Regions from separate parts of the Mus musculus genome. Here region 1 is linked to region 2. A link is a loop called in an ENCODE intact Hi-C map of the cell type or tissue named here. Cell type or tissue: heart. All regions are shown on one strand.

Region 1 (8,000 bases), 95 kb after region 2:
TACTCAGCAGTGGCTGGGACAAAGGGACCATGCTGGTCCTCTAAGCCTAGACAGAAAGACCACAAACACTCAGGACCAGACAAACACAAACACAGACACACCCAACTCAGACAAGACTCTCTGCCTGCTCCCAAGATAAGAGGCGTGAAAGTGTCCCAGAGGCACAGCCTCTCCAGTACCACATCTCTACAGTAGCCACACAAGGGTGCAACCACCCCAGACAGACAGGTCTCCGCTGGTGGGACCCTACAGCCAGGTCCATCTGAGAAGACCTGCCTGCAACATCTCCCACCCAGTGCACTGCCCCGGCTGTGGCGAAAGTGCCAAAGAACACACAGCATATGTACACTCCACAGCCCCCAGAGAATGAGGCGACCATCCTTCTTCAGAGCCCCTCCCCCCACAACTCTGACACGCTGCTGGAGGGGCGCCCAGAGAAAACCGGGCTGCAGCATCTATTCACAGATTTAGAAAAAAAAAAAAAAAAAGTTTGATGCAATAGCTTGAATTAATTAGGTCTCCCAAGAATAGCTGAGCCAATGCAGCATTCTGTGTGTGCAATTTAATAAGCCTGGATATTTAAAAGTTAAACATACTTAGGATGCATATGCAAAGAAACTTCCTGTGGACTCCAGTGAATGATTTAGGTACCAAGTGGCCCAGGAAATGCCCAAGCAGATCTCACAAAGCTTTCTTTGACTCACATACAACACAGCCTGGGCTGACGGGCCTCCACAACCAAGCACAAGAGCAACATAAGGAAATGGGTGAGACCAAAGAAACTGCAGACCATCAGCAACTCCGGCAGGCCGCTGACCACGCCAAAGTGGCCTTCGACGTGCACAAACAGGAGACACCAGGGGCTGCAAGTGCCAAGTCTCTGCCAAGACAGCTAGCTAGCTTCACTTTAGCTGTCTGTGCCCCAGTATTTAAAGGAAAAACAGGAGAGGCAGTAAACATGCATGGATACTCAGCTGAGGACCACAGGCAAGAAAGCATCCCAGCCACAAGAGAGAAAGGGGCAAGCTTCATTCTCATATGGACAACTCTGTCAAGGTCCCATGGTGATATGGGCCAGAAAGTCACAGCCTAGGTCCAGGCACTCTAACCTCCCAGAGCTTGAAGTTGCCACTTTCTCAGACCTTCAGAGCTTAGCCTGAATGGTCAAGGGCTATGAGCCCCGAGAGGGCTCTCCCGTTTACTCTACTCCATAAGAGCAGCGCTCAGACAACACGAAGATGGCCTTACCCACAAGAGACCGACAAGCCCCCTACTTTTCTAAAATCAAATCAACCCAAGGCCTGATAAGGTCGAACCACGAGCCCCAACCTTTTGAACCCAGAGGACCCAGAGCAGAAGGACCCCACCCACCCACCTTGAGCATAGTTTGCCAACCCCCAAGACCCGGGGACACTTACCCGGGGCACCCTCCGCTTGTACTTGTTGGCATAGTCGAACTTCTCCTTCACGTCGTCCAGGCAGCGGCCAAGGCGGGCCTGCTCCTCCTTGCCCGTGTAGTCCTGGCTCAGCAGGATGTAGGCCCGCCAGTTGGCTGAGTCGAAGCCCCAGTGGCAGGTCCGGTTCTCCAGGGCCTTGTGCGAGTGTACAACGAACTTGTGCGGCGGGTACATGAGGCGGCAGTCGAGGCACTGGATGCAGGCAGCGCTGGGACTGCTGTACAGCTCGGGCACCAGCAGCCCTTTGCACTTGCCGAAGCACTCGTGGTACACGCGGACGCTGCGTTCGCTGAGCTCCAGGCCCAGCGCCAGGCTGGCCGCCAACTCCTTCTTGCAAGGCGGCGGGTAGGCGCCGCCGTAGAGCAGCGCGTTGCACAGGCGCTCGGCGTCCGTCTTAGTGATGAGCCCGCAGGAGGGCGCGGAGAAGGGCAGGATGCCCATGACTTTGAGGATCTCCAGCTGGTCGGCGGTGCAGCGCGAGCAGTAGATGTGCAGCTCATCGCACACGGAGTTGATCTGCTGCAGTGAGAAGTCGCGCAGCACCGAGTTGAGGATCTGCGGCAGGCACAGACGCTTCTCACCTCCCACCACGAAACAAGAGATGGTCTCCCCTTCCAGCACGGTCTCACAGCGCTCGGTGGAGCGGTCCGACGGCATGAAGAAGGGCCCGGGAAGCACGGGCGGCGGCGGCTGGATGGCAGGCAGGTGCAGCACGGGCGGCGGCTCCGCGGCAGTGGGCACCGGCGCCGGCACTGTGGCCGCACCCGCCTCCTTGGCGCTCTCCTTCTTGTAGGCCTCCTGCGCCCAGCGCGCCGAGAAAGCGGCCGGGCCGCCCAGCGAGCTCATGGAGCTCAGGTGGAACTGCTCCAGCGTCTTCTGCAGCCCCGGGTGCGGCTGGAAGCCGCCCCGGCCGGCCGCTGCAGCTTCCATGGTGCGATCGGGCTCCCCCGGCCGCTCCCGCTCCCGTGCGCCCGGGCCCCCACGGCCTCCGCCGCCGCCCCGCGCACCCCGCCGCCGCCCGCGACCGCGGCCACGACCGCCCCCCGTCGCCGGTTCACGGCCGATCACGGCCCCGGCCTCGGCCTCGCCCGGGGGCGCGAAGGCGAAGGCGGGCGGGGCGAAGGGGTCCCGCCGCTGGAGCCCGCCGCCGCCCGGGCCCGGCGCCACATCCACGCGCCCCGCGCCGCGCCCGCCGCCGCCCGGGCCCCCCGCGCGCGCGGCGCGCCGCCGCTGCCCCGCTCCTCCCACCGCGCGGCGCCCGCTCGGCTCGTCCCGGCGGTGCTGACCGGCCGCGTCGCGCCCGCCGCCGGCCCCTGGCGGCCTGCCCGCCCGCGCGGCCGCCTGCCGGCTCCCGGCCGCCCGCTGGCCCGCGCGCGCGGCTCCCGGGACGGCGGAGGCGCCTCTGGCCCGCGGCCTCAGAGCGCCGCGGCGGCGCGGGGCTCTGCGCACTGGGCGCACATCTTTCCGGCGGCTCGCTCCGGCTCGGACTGAGCGCCGGGAGCTGAGCTCACGCCGCCGCGCGCCGCCCCGCCCCGTACCGCCCCGCCCCGCCCGCGCCAGCCCCGCCTCCCGCGTTGTTTGTTGCCGTGCGTCCGCCTCAGCCGGAGTGCGGGCCAGGAATGTGACCAGCTCCGGGCGGGCTCTTCCAAGAACGCGCGCTCCCCCTCCCGGGCTCAGTGGCGCTCGGCTACGCCCGGACCGGACTCGGCCAAGCTCGGCTTTGTCCGCCCACAGCTCGACTCCGCTCGGCTCCCCCGTACCGGAGCTCGGCCCCTCTCGGCAGTGCTCGGCCCCGCTCGGCCCTACTCGGTACCGGCTCGGCCCTGCTCGGCCCTACTCGGTCTCGCTCGGCCCCGCCTTGTGGAGGCCACTGGAGGCGGCCACAGCGGAGGCGCCTGGGGCCCCCCTTCCGGCCGAGGCCGCTTCCTGCGCGGCTGGGAAGACTCCGGTCCTGCTGCCACCACGGTCTTGGGGCCCCCGAAACCCACAAGGCCCCTGCCACAACCACAGGCCAGCTGAGCGGCGGTCCGCAGTAGATCTGCGCCGCTGCCGCCCTACATCCCGGGGTTCCCGTTCTAGGTAGACACTGTGAAGTAACCTTCACTCCCCACACTGCTGGACGTCGTGCTCCACGAGACACTCATAACAAGGACACCACAAAACAAAACCCAGGTTCCCTTCCTCATAGCAAGGATGCCACAAAACATTCGGGTTCTGATACAAGAACGTCTCAAAGCACCCTAGGGTCGCCACACAACCGAAGTTCCTACCCCCATATGATAGGGGCAACACAAACACGCATTCCAGGTGACATAAAGGACACCACAGAACACTCATGCCAGGTTACTCTTATGTTGAGAAGATAGCTCAAAAACCCATGTGCCTGCACAAAGAACCACTCAAGGTCTTCAGAGCAGGACTGCCCAAAGTACTTCTGGGTTTCCATGTGTAGTGATATACAGAACTCCACACTCAAGAACAACACAGGATTGCAGAGCTCACAGCATGACCTAGGGATGCAGAGGAGGTACAGCTATGGAGAGTCCCTGTGTCACTCACTGGCAGGTAACACCGACTACCCCATGAACTGTGACCCAGCCTCTCATCAGTGATATAGGTACCAGCAACATCTGTCTACTGGACCCTGTTCTGTGAGGTGGGAACTTAGGAACGTAATCCTATATTGAAGAAGCTGCGTCTAGTAGCTTTTGGCCCTTCTTGAGCCAGCCATTAGCCAATAGCTTGGACAGCAGATCTCTGTGATTCTCAGGCTGGCAGCTGCTATGATCCTTACCCTGCATCCTCCAGGACTGGGAACCAAGTATCCATGTGCATAGCAGGTATCTAGGTTACGGCCTGAGTAGGACTACACTGGCCCTCCATATATTGGCTATACATTGGGATCAAAGTAAGGCAATCTTGCAGAGTGTCACCCAAAGTAGCTAACATATAACAAAAGGGCTGACACAAGGATTCAAAACCAGACCCTGAAGGACAGTTTAAGTGAAGAAGTGAGAAATTTCCCCCTCAAAGACCCAGGGCCTCAAACTGGCCTGGGCACAGGCCTTTCCTGATTGGTGAAGTAAGAGGGCCATACCCAGGGCGGCCTGAGTTATCTTCAGCTTTTGACAAGTTTCTGACCTCCTGGGTAAGACCAGAACAGACACAAGCCAACACTCCCAGACACAGTGCCTACCTTGGAGCTGGCCAGGCATCTCTGTGCAAGCCTCAGCTGCTCCTACCTCAAGGCAGGCCTTGATATTCAAAGTCTGGAAGCTAGATAGTTCCCTGTATGAAGACAAAAGTCCGCTCCTGTGTTCCCACCGTGCCCAGGGGATCATCCTTCCGTGTTAGCACAACTCGGGCTCCCAGTTTACTCTTCTGACTTCATTCATAATGAGGAGTTCCCACTCTTAGCTCTCTCTTCTGTCAATACATGCGACAACTGGTAAGGGATTGGCAGGATAGCTCATCAGGTAAATGGTTGCCCTCAAGCCTGACAGTCGGGGGTAGAAAGAGAAAAATGCTCCCATGACTTGTCTGCTGACTTCCGTACGTGCACTATGCCATGAGCCTCCCCACAACTTAAAGATCTTTTTTTCAGTGTAGCAAAATAAGCAGTTGGGTTTTTTTATTTTTTTTTTAAAGACAGCTAATTATTTCATGAAGGGAATATTTACAAAACAAAAGAGACTTAGTTGTATCCCTGTAGATAGCTTTGTCTGCACACGTGCAGACTCCATACAAATTAATGTGACGTTTGAGAGAGTGACTTCCTTGCATGGGGTTATATTCCACCCAAATCAGGCAAATTGTAATCCAAAGAAGGTGACTTAGACAGCCCTTGAATGATCTATGCAAGCTAAAACACACTTTTTATTTTTACTCAAGCACTTGGGAACAGAATCAAACAGATCTCTGGGTTCCAGCCTAGCCTAGCCTACACAGTGAGGCCCATCTCAAAACAAACAAACAAGGAAGTTATGATCTTTATCTTAGTGGGGCCCTGGGCACCAGTCTGGGTGTCCAGTGCTTTCAAAGATGCTAAAATGCGTCCTGTAGCTATCTTAAGACCCAAGCAGGGACTAGCATTGACTCCTAGGTACAGAACCCAGCGAAGCAGCCATGGCCAGGTACAACATAAAGGTACTTGTCCCTAAAGGGCATATAGGAAGGAGTAAAGAGCCCTAGAAAACAAGAAGGGTCTCAGGCTGGCTTCTCTGGCTTACGAACTCAACGAACTCAGAGGTTTCCCCTCCATTCAAGAGGACTGGGTTCCATTCAAGCAGCCGGATCCACAGGGTCAGGGCAGCTGTGACAGACAGAGCTAGCAAGGCTCCATGGGTTCCCCGAGCTCAGTGGAGGTTTTTCCACCTGCTGGCTTTCTTCCTTCAACCCCTCCCACAGCTGTCCTGGCCCGTGACACAATCATGCTATGGGCCAGGCCTCCATGAGGGTAAATGGAGCATCTAAGCCTTAGGCACAGTCATGTCGGCTGAAGAATTGGAGGCTTGGTGCCTGCCTAGAGAACCTCCAGCATGCGGGCAGTAGCAGGGACCCAACTACCAGGCCCACCAAGCTCACCGCCTGGACCTTGCCATACTGGTGTGCTTAGACAGCTGGTCAAATGCTGGTCTCCCTTCCATATGTGCACACTTGCTGATCTCCCTGGACAAGTGTCAGCTGGGGCCTGGGACTGGTGAGAAAGGAGAATTGCCTGTGTATGAAAATGCTAGAGTGAAACTATATGCTAACTTAGAAATTAAAGAATATAAAGAGAAAGAAGGAAAGGAACCATGTGTTATGAGGTGATACCGTGTGACTTCCCGTCATACCTGTAAACATGTGTTTGCACAAACATGCCCATCCCTCCTGGCTTTACCCACTGGAGGAGGGACTCTGAGCACCTGTCTCTGAGCATCAGAGACAATGCAAGGCACAGACCTCGGGCTTCTGCATTCCAGTCTCCCAGAAAAGACCCTGGGGAGAAACAGGGAGAAGCAGGTAAGCCTGGGACAGGCGAGAATGAAGGCATGCACAGGGGACACAGAGAGGATTTGTGAGAGCTCCCCTTAGCCAGGTCAGAAGGTGAAATGGATAACAGGGATGGGTAGTAATCACAGAGTAAGATAAGAAATCACAAGTTCATACACATTTAATATTTACTAAAATGTAATAGTTAAAGGGTAAATGAGAACCATTTGCCTATTTAAAAGCATTCTCCCCCCACTCCCCCCACAACCCGCTTATTTGTTACACAGGGAAAAGAGTAGTAATTTCCCAGTAGAGATTCCGGAAGCTACCATTTTAACAGAGCCACCAGAGTGGATACCATGAGTGATAATAAATCGCTGCCCCACCTCTCAGTGTGAGCAGACCCTGCACCCACCTCTGTCACTATCTCCAAGACTCACAACCTACTTCTAACTATGACAGGTCGTCAGTAATGAGACATCAAACACAGACCTGGGCACTCTCCCTGGAAGCCTCAGAAAGAGCCTTTATAGCCATCAGAGCCACTGCAGACAGGGAAAGACCTGGCTCGCTGAAGGCTCACCAGGACAAAGAGACAATGACATTTCAGTCAACCATGTGCTCCAGACAGGTTGACCTATCTTGTCACAACAAAAGGCACTACTGGGACAACCTGGATCATATCTCAGTCCCAACATGACCCGCTTAGGATGGCCCTGTTAGGGTATTACAAAAAAAAAAAAAAATCGTCCTTGAGGTATGGAGAAGTGCCATGTTAGCCGCTGAGTGTCAGAGAGATGGACTCGTGGGTTACTCTCCCAGCATATGTGTAAGTCTGAGATGGTGTCAGAGTACAAACCTTATTGTGTGAGGCAGGCTGAGTTCTTCATCTCTGCCGAGTGCGTATGAACAACAGAACAGTCTAGAGAGGCTAGAGAAGGTCCTCCTATGGATCCTGTGGGAACAGAGAGGGCACCAGAGCACGTGCTACAACTTAGCCAAGACAGTACAAGGTTCCCTTCTCAGTCTAAGCACAAATACAAAAATAAATACACCAGGAGGAAAATGTGCTGTTTAAACATTCAACGAAAATGGACAAGGAGAGGTAGAGATAAGCACGGGACCTACTCAAGCCACAGTTGTAAGAATGAAGACCAGATTGAGTCCTGGGGGAGATTCCATCCAGTGAAGGATAGGGATTAAGCCCAGAGTGGGACAGAGCAAGGTCAAGTGTCTTCTGTTCTGAGAGAGTAGCAGGGATTGGACTTCTGTCAAGACAAGAGCTAAGAAAGGGCTGTCCAGTCTGAGGACAATCAGCTCGGACCAATCGAGAGGATAGAAGGAACCAAGAAAATATGGAACCAAACAGGATGCATCTAGTTGTCTCAAACTGGGTGGAGAGCTTGTTGGAAGATATAAGAGAAATTACCTTGGATCCGGAGAAAACTCAGGGGATTAAAAAAAGAAAGCAAAGAGAATACTAACTTCAGGAAAAAACAAAGAGAAAAATACAAGCAGAGTTTACTACTTGGCTCAGTTGTGAATAATATTTACATAGTTATAGTGGTA
Region 2 (8,000 bases):
GAGAGGTCAGGCTGCCTGCTCTGATCCCTAGCAGAGCCTCTTCCCTGACTCCAGCCCCCTCCCTTGAGGTGGTCCAGCAACCTTTATCTTGCTGATAAAGTCATAATTGCCACCAGCACTGGCAGGCCTTAGGGTTGGTTTCCAAAGATTAAGAATCCCATCCCTGGGCCCTTGGATTGGGGGAGGTAAGCAGATGTAGCTCCAGGGCAGAGGAGCCTCCAAAAATGTAGCAGAAATATCCATAAGGCTAGGTAGCTACAAATGTAGCAGAAATATCCATAGCACTCGGTAGCTACAAAGTATCTGCTGTAAAACCCTTGCCCCAGAACTGGTGAAAGTGAGAACCCCAACCCCACAGCCCAGGGTGGTCTCTCAGCTGCAGGGATGGCGTGGCGTAAAGTGTTGTAATACCTCTCCTGCAAGTGACTGACTCCCTGCCCCTCTCCCCGCCCCCACCCGAAGCTGTCCAAGGCTGGAAGGCAGACACTCCTATTGACAGCACTGTTCCCCTATCTGATAACAGCTCAGTGGCTTATCACTCCTCGGCAGTAAGATCTTAAGCCTTGAGGAGGCTTTTGCCTTATCTCTCTTATGGACCACGTTTGCAGACTGGGTGGACACAGGTGAAGTGGTTGCCCCAGGGTGAACTGAGTAAGAGGGACACACCACAACCAGAGAGATTCCCGGCAGCTGGGGCAAAACTGGTCAGGACATCCCCAGGTGTTACCTGCAACAGTCTGTGTAGCATGATGGGAAGGGAACACCAAGCCCTGGGGACACAAGAGGTGGCTGGTGAGAGGGACTCTAGGGCTATCTGAAGAATGGGTAGCCTCAGGGTGCAGAGGGGAAGGGCTCAGTCTGAGGATTGAGGAGGGGGTTGCTCTGTCTGAACCAGTCTTATGCTGGGGGCAGGGGTGAGAAGTGAGTTCCAGGGCAGCCTGGGGACAGAGAGCCCAGGTGGGACCATCACAGCCTGGGCTCAAGCACAAGGCTCCAGAGTTGCCCAGGGAGCAGAATAGTGAGAAGAGTGGGGACACGGGACTGGACAAAGGCTGTTTCTCTGTTAAGGGGGAGGACAGGAGTTGTGTCTAGAGGCTCAAGTGCTTGTGGCTGTACTATGTGGATATCCTGGGACAGTGTGTGTCTATTGCAGGAAACTGTGTATCTGCTCTCCCAGGGGTAAGGAGTTGGGGCTGCGCTGAATGAATGTGACACTCAAGAAGAGAGAGAAGGGGGTCTGCTCAGAAGAACAGAGACCAACTTAAGTGAGGGGTACCCGCAGCAGGGCCTGGTGTGGTGTGGGGCTGGGCAGTAGCCAGTGATGATGGGGTAGGACAGGTGACAGTCAGGACAGGTGACTGTCCCCCCGAAGCCTGGGTGCAGAGGGACAGGTGACAGTCCCCCCTCCCCTTGAGTTTGGGTACAGAGGGACAACTGACAGTCCCCTGAAGCCAGGGCACAGAGGGACAGGTGACAGTCCCCCAAAACCTGGGTACAGAGGGACAGGTGACAGTCCCCTGAAGCCTGGGTGCAGAGGGTACTGACTGTGTTCTTATGAAACCTGGGTCCTCATCCGCCGTGGACAAGCCATGGACAGAAGCATACATGTTCCTGGGCAGCTGAACTGTCAGTCAGCTTCACCTCACACTTCTAAGAGCAACCAGCAAGGCCTCCAGCTGGCAGTCCTGCCAAGTGGCCCCTTTCCTCCAGGGAAACCGCATACTTGTGGGTGCCTCTCTCCCCTTTCCTCAGCCATGAGTCACCCCTCCTCTAAGAGCTCCCACCAGATACGCACAGGGTTAGTATAGGGGGAGCAGCTGAGGACCTTGGGTGGCCTGCCTGAACACCATCCCTGCAGAGCAAAGGCCTGTTGAGGCAGCAGTCTGTTATGCCCCAAGGATCAAAGAGGCAAAGGCAGGAAGTGAAGGCCTCTCTGACTTGTAACAAGTGTTGTGGCCTACCAGGCAGCCTTTCTTGGGGCAGGGAGAGGTCTGCCACACATCCAGACGGCCTCAAGTGCCAACCCTGTGTAGACTGAGGAGCTGGACTCCATGTCATCCTTCCCATGAAGCATTGTGGTTAGCATCAGTAATGGGAATGTCCTGTTGTCATGGCTACCGTTCATCTTGTCTGAACTTGCAGTTTCCAGCAACAACATGGCAGCAGGGAGGTCATCAGATGAGCGGCACTGAGCAGCTGCTCTGGAGGTGCCAGCTGGCCGCTGTGACTTCTGGAGAAGTCCTTTAGCTGTGTGACCAGAACCTCCTAGCCCGAGGGGTGCAGACATTCATAGCCTTGGACCCATCAGATCCTGCTGGGTCTGTACACTACTCCACTCCCTAGAACCAGTACATGGCCAGTCAGAGCCTGACGTACAGGGCCACCCAGCAGTCACCCTAACTGTGCACAAGCCTCTGAGATATGAAGACAGAGCTGGGATCTTAATGCCAAAAGTTGCTCCTTTTCTTTGTTTGTTTTCTTTGTTTTTTTTCAAGACCCAGTTTCTCTGTAACCCTGGCTGTCCTGGAACTTGCTCTGAAGGAGGTGGCAGAGCACAGCCCACATGGTCCTCCAGTGTACAGAGAGCTAGAAACCACGTTGTCAGCATTGCGGTTCCCAGTCACTGCCCAGGACATCAGTGGTGCAAGGCACAGAGCTGCGGGGAAGGACGTTAGCTCAGAAATGCCCTTGCATAAGAAAAAGGTTTTTATTAGTGCACCATAAGACAAAATTAATACACCTCTGAGAGAAATAATTCTCCCACCTGTAATCTGGAGATATTTCAGAGGCCCAGCTCTTGCAAACCGGGGCTCTGGGGAAGGGACATTAATGTCTCTGGCCCCAGGGCCCTGTCTAACACAGAGATGAAAGATGCTCCCCCACTCAGCCTAGTCCCACCAAGGAGCCGGCCAGAGTCTTCCTATCTGAAGACCCCTTTTCCTCAAAGAGACATTGTCTTAAGGCATCTCAGCACCCTTAATGATGCTGGCCCAAACTGTACCCCCTCTTCGAACTGCCCTCTGTTCTACCCTTGTCTTCCTGCCTTTGCTGTGCAAGTCTTTCATGAAACACCCCATCTCCTCTGTAGCTCATCTGAGGCTCCTGCTCTAGCCAGAGTCCCCCTACACACACACACACACACACACACACACACACACACACACAGACACCATCTTGGACCTCTGGCTCTTAGGAGGTCACATCTCTTCTCCAATAAAGAACCTTCAGGATAAGGGCCATTGGAAGGACCCTGGAGCTTAGTCCTACAGGAAAGTGGACTGTGGTGTGCTATGTGTTTGGGAAGGACCACCTGTCCACTCTGACCGTGCCTTGCCACTCTGCTGCCCCACCCACGCTGCCTGCTCTATAGCCCTCTTCGCACACTCCCTTCCACACACTGTCCTATCCACTCTGCCCGGCCCATGCTTCTGATCCAAGCTCCTCTTGTCTGCCCTGCGTGTCCACAGTTATCTCCCAGCCTCCACACTTCCCTGTCCACACTCCTCTCTCTTTTGGGCTAGCTGAGAGAAATACCCAGGACAAAGGTTTGTCCCCAGCCAGGCTCTGCTTCGTGCCCCCCGTCCACTCACCCGATGACAGTGAAACTCTCCGTCTGCTCAGGGTTCACAGGGCCTCTCTCTGTTTTATTTTTCCGGGTAAAACTTCCGCCCAGCCAGGAGACACAAACCCTGCTGTCAGCAAGTGGACCACGGCTGTGCCGAGTTTGTGGACATCCTCCTCGGAGCCCCTCCGCCTGGCATGCAGCCTTACCTGTTCCTGCCCGGCACGCTGGAGGTAGGCCTCGAGGCCATAGGGGGATCTGCTTTACCACCCCAGGCTCCTCTGAACCTTTTCTCTCCTTCTGCCTGACCCACAGAAGACTCTCGGCAGGCCTAAAGGTGGCCCAAGTTCCCCAGAGGTGCTGCCCACTGCCCAGGAACCTCTAAAAGGCACCAACAGGTAAGATGTGCACTAGCTGGGGTCTGCCGCAGCCAAGCCCCGGCCTTTGTCACCTACCTTTGGCACCTTAGCTGCCTCTAGGCCTGCCTCTCTGAGGGCACCATGGTGAGGGGCCCTGCGAGGTGAGGGTCAGGAGTTGTAGGGCGTCTAGGAAGACAGACCACATGCCCAGAGCCTGTCACCAGAGAGTGAGCCTCCGAGTGCAGCACCCATGTCTCTATGGCTGATGGCCACTCTCTAAGTAGCTCACCCAGTAAAAGCCCAAGGGGAACAAGAGAGTGCTACTGTCCTCTTGCTGCAAGCCCTACACCCCAACACCAGGTGGAGCCCCAGGAGGCCTGGTAGCAGGGTCCAGGGAAAGGCTACAGGTCCCTCAGAAGTAGTTAGCACTCAACAATGGATATATATCAGGCAGGGATCACTGGAGCAGGTGGGGCACTCAGAGAATGGACATGTTTTCCCAACCTTCCATGCCAGGGTATGCTGTGCGTATACCCAGTCAGGCGCCGTAACTAGCCCCCTGTCACAGGAGAAGCAGCTGAGGTATGAGGGCTTACCATTCAGCAATGGCCCTCTTAAATCAAGTCTGGATTTCTGTCTGACAAATCTGAGGGCTGCTTGTCACCGTGAGAGGTAAAGAGACAGCGTGTCTGCCGACTCAGCAGGATGTGGCAGCCAGCGCCACCCCCACTGCTCTAGCACCTATGAGCCATGGCATGGTAGGTACCTTGTAGAACACCAGCACCCACATACCAGGTGTTCCGCTAGTGAAACATGTGGGGTGTAGGCCTTATTGGACCTAGTTGGAGCATGAAGTCCTAACAGTTCCTGAGAGACTAGCCAGCAGGGCTGGCAAGAGCCAAGGAGGCCTGTGGACTAGAGAACATTGCTCCTGAAGTAGCCAGGAGAGAGCTTAGGAGACAGGTGAAGGGTGCCTGCAGTTACCAGCCGGATCTCTCGGGAGATTGTGGCAGCCTTCTTCCCTATGCAGAGGGCAGGAGCCCAAGAGTGTCCTGAGAGAACTGCCTTAGTGTGGGGCTCACACGAAATGCCCAGCGCAGGGCCAGAGCAGACTGACCCAACAGCAAGGCTAGAGAGAAGAGCTGTGCGTGCTGGGGCTGGAAGGAGGGCCTGTGGCCTGCCAGAGCTGAGCTGCCTGCTGGCGCTCCTGCAGCAGGATTGCTCATCGGTGACGCAGTGGGTGTAGGACGAGCCAGGAACACTGGAGGCTGGTAAAGTGCTGGCAGACTGACAAGCCTTTGATGCCCCTTAAAAGGCGGCACTGGGACAGAGCCTCGTACAGCGGGAGATGTGTCCCGTGCTACTCTGAGTCAGGGTCTGTGAATCGACCACGGAGCGTGTTTGTACAACAGCCAAAGCTGATTTAAAAATATAACCAAGATCTGGCTAGTGTAGAGCTACCATGGGCCCAGTGTTTCCTCCTAGAGAGGATATGAGAGCTGACAGTGAGCACCAGGGTCATTTACGTTTGCTACCTCAAGGCCCAGGGTGCTCTGCCTCACCCTGTGGAGATCCACTGCCAAGGCTGTCAGGAACACGTTTCTTCCTTCAACCAAAGGCTTTTGTTGCCTCCTTCAGAAAAGATGGAAGATAGCCAGGCCCTTTCCCACCCACCGCCCACTAAGGAGCTCTAAGGTGTCTGGAACTAAGTGACCACAGAATAAGAATCCTGGACCCCAAGAAGCAGCCAAGTCGTGTGCAAATGCAAAGTGGCCCATGTGCTCAGTGTGTGCTTGGGACCCTGCTTGGCCTGTTTTCTGTATTTCCTCTGACAGCAGAGTGTTCCTGGCTACAGGCAGTCATCAGACTCCACCTTCCACTACCGAGATGAAGGTCATTCTCCTGGGAGCCTTGCCTCTGAGCAGCCGCGGGTCTCCTGTTTCCAGAATATTGAAACACCAGGGCGAACTTTAAGATTTTTTTATTCGTTTATTTTTGAGATAGGATCTAGTGTAGCCCAGGCTGGCTGACGGTTGTTGAGGGTGACCTTGAATTTGCAATCCTCCTGCCTCCCACTGCTAAGTGTTAGGGTTACAGGCCTGCACTGCCACCCCTGGTTTATATAGTGCTGGGAATGGAACCCCGTGTGTGTGCATAATAGGCAAGCAGTCTACCAACTGAGCTACATCCCAGAGAGGCAATGTGGTTAGAGCAACTGTCATCTATACACAAACCTTGGCCTCATGAAGCTCCCCAGCCACCTCAGTACCATGTTCTCGGGGCCATGAGGTCTCTTGTCTCTTCTGACTTGGCCACCCTTACCATGCAAATGCTGTCTTCTAGGAATGCTCACCTCAAGGCATTGTCCAGGGCTCCTCAGTTCTGTCCCCTAAATACCTCAAATCTCCTGTGAGAGTTTGTCCCTTTCCCTAGAAAGAATGTGGGAGCCTTGGGCAGGGTCTGTCCCCACTTTGTCCCCAGGACCTGTGGCAATCAAAGGATTCCATCCTCCTCCTGTTGTTCAGTTATCAGGTCCTTAAGTCCTTTGACCTTCCAGGATTCTAGGACACCTGTCTTTTCCAGAAGCATTGCCTAGCCCTGCAATCTAGGAGGGCTCCAATATCTTGGTTTGCACTGAAGAGCCCAGTAGCCTCATGGGGGTGTCCTTCTGGCCTGATCCCCTCACCTAAGTAGGGCATCCTTGAGGGCCTCAGGCTAGGTACGGGGAAGAGTGAAGGCCACCAGCTGCCGCTCTGTATAAGGAGCCTGGCTGGTGAGCCTCTGCTGGACTCCTGAGGTCTGAGCTTGGAGTCAAAAAGACTCAGACCAGACCTGCAGTGCTTCCCCTCCCCCAGTACTCAGAGAGCGCGAATTCAAGTGTTCCTCAGCCCCCGAGTCTTCTGTCATGTTGGCACCATATCACCTCTGACCCCAGACTACTCAGACCTAGCATGGGGCCCCAACCCCACCTGGTTCTGCCTGTTGGCCTACTGCTGCCCGGCTACCGGGAACACCTTGAGGATCTGTGACCCAGCATTTGCCATACTTTGTGCCCGAATGTTCTTACCACTCCCAACCACACAGAGACACAGCCATGGAGTTACAGCTGTCCCGAGCAAACCCTTGCTCTGGTTCTTCCAGGGATCTCCAAGAGGGTCTAGCTGTGATCACTTGGGTCCCTAGCTTTCTAGTTAGTCTCTAGAGAGAGGTAGGACCGCAGGGCTACATCCCCTGTCCCTGCCTAGCCCAGCTGGACTGGCTGCCATGCCTGGTTCATAGTTCATAACCTTCCCTCTCTCCTGGCAAAGACTGGAGTCTGAGGCCAAGATGCCAAGGAGGGAACAGTTTCAGCCAGCTCAGGTATGCACATTTCAGACATCACACTGCACACTGACTCAGCCTGCCAGGCCTGAGGAGAAGGAAGCCCCTCACACTTGCTGGAAGATGATGTCTGAACTGGAAGCCACTACAGCCCCCTTGGAGCCCTCCCACCCTCCGCCCCTCAGCATAGAAACATGGCTCCAACGCCCAGGAGGCTTGTAGGTGGAGAAGCTGAGAAGTTCAGACAGCTGTCATCCCACCAAGAGTGACCCAAGAGTGATCCTGTCGATGGCATCAGGGGTGGGCCCAGGCCATGCTGGGACTATATCTCTGAGGGCACACCTGACTCCACACTACAGTCTCCGAGTTAGGGTCTCAGTTGCTGCAATGAATCGTCATGACCCTGAGGAGGAAAAGGATTATTCAGCTTATACACCTTCCACCCCACATCACTGTTTATCACTGAAGGAAGTCAGGATAGGAACTCACACAGGGCAGGAACCTGGAGGTAGGAGCTGATGCAGAGGCCATAGAGGGGTGCTGCTTACTGGCTTGCTTATCATGGCTTACTCACCCTGCTTTGTTCGTTCGTTTGTTTGTTTTGTTCTTGTTTTGTTTTTCGAGTTTCTCTGTGTACCCCTGAGTGACCTGAAATTCTATCTATAGACCAGGCTGGCCTCGAACTCATATAAATCTACCTGCCTCGGCCTCCTGAGTGCTAGGGACTAAAGGCGTGTGCCACCATGCCCGGTCTCAGT

The links. Peaks named below come from ENCODE experiments on the same cell type or tissue, not always from the same donor. Only the 100,000 strongest peaks of a DNase experiment are listed, where the experiment ranks them.
Region 1: it touches region 2 in a loop (1.9-fold over the local background); 4 of 42 quality-filtered maps call a loop at or near these places.

The regions. Positions count from the first base shown.
Region 1 is chr4:155,220,134-155,228,133 of GRCm38, forward strand. Ski (ski sarcoma viral oncogene homolog (avian)) reads right to left here and starts at 2,402. Exons shown (of 7, transcript NM_011385.2): 1 at 1,419-2,402. The coding sequence starts at 2,387. It overlaps Gm42364 (a long non-coding RNA gene), which reads right to left. Exons shown (of 2, transcript XR_881641.2): 1 at 7,291-8,000; 2 at 5,307-6,437. In heart, CTCF peaks have their summits at 1,852 and 3,328; DNase peaks (open chromatin) are centred at 238, 818, 1,738, 3,198 and 3 weaker places; H3K4me3 peaks cover 3,883 bases; H3K27ac peaks cover 3,925 bases.
Region 2 is chr4:155,125,006-155,133,005 of GRCm38, forward strand. It overlaps Morn1 (MORN repeat containing 1), which reads left to right. Exons shown (of 14, transcript NM_001081100.1): 11 at 3,674-3,795; 12 at 3,878-3,960. Among named protein-coding and RNA genes, the nearest start is that of Morn1, 42 kb to the left of the region's middle. In heart, a CTCF peak has its summit at 4,276 (motif pointing right); DNase peaks (open chromatin) are centred at 3,606, 4,276 and 5,166; H3K4me3 peaks cover 276 bases; H3K27ac peaks cover 7,852 bases.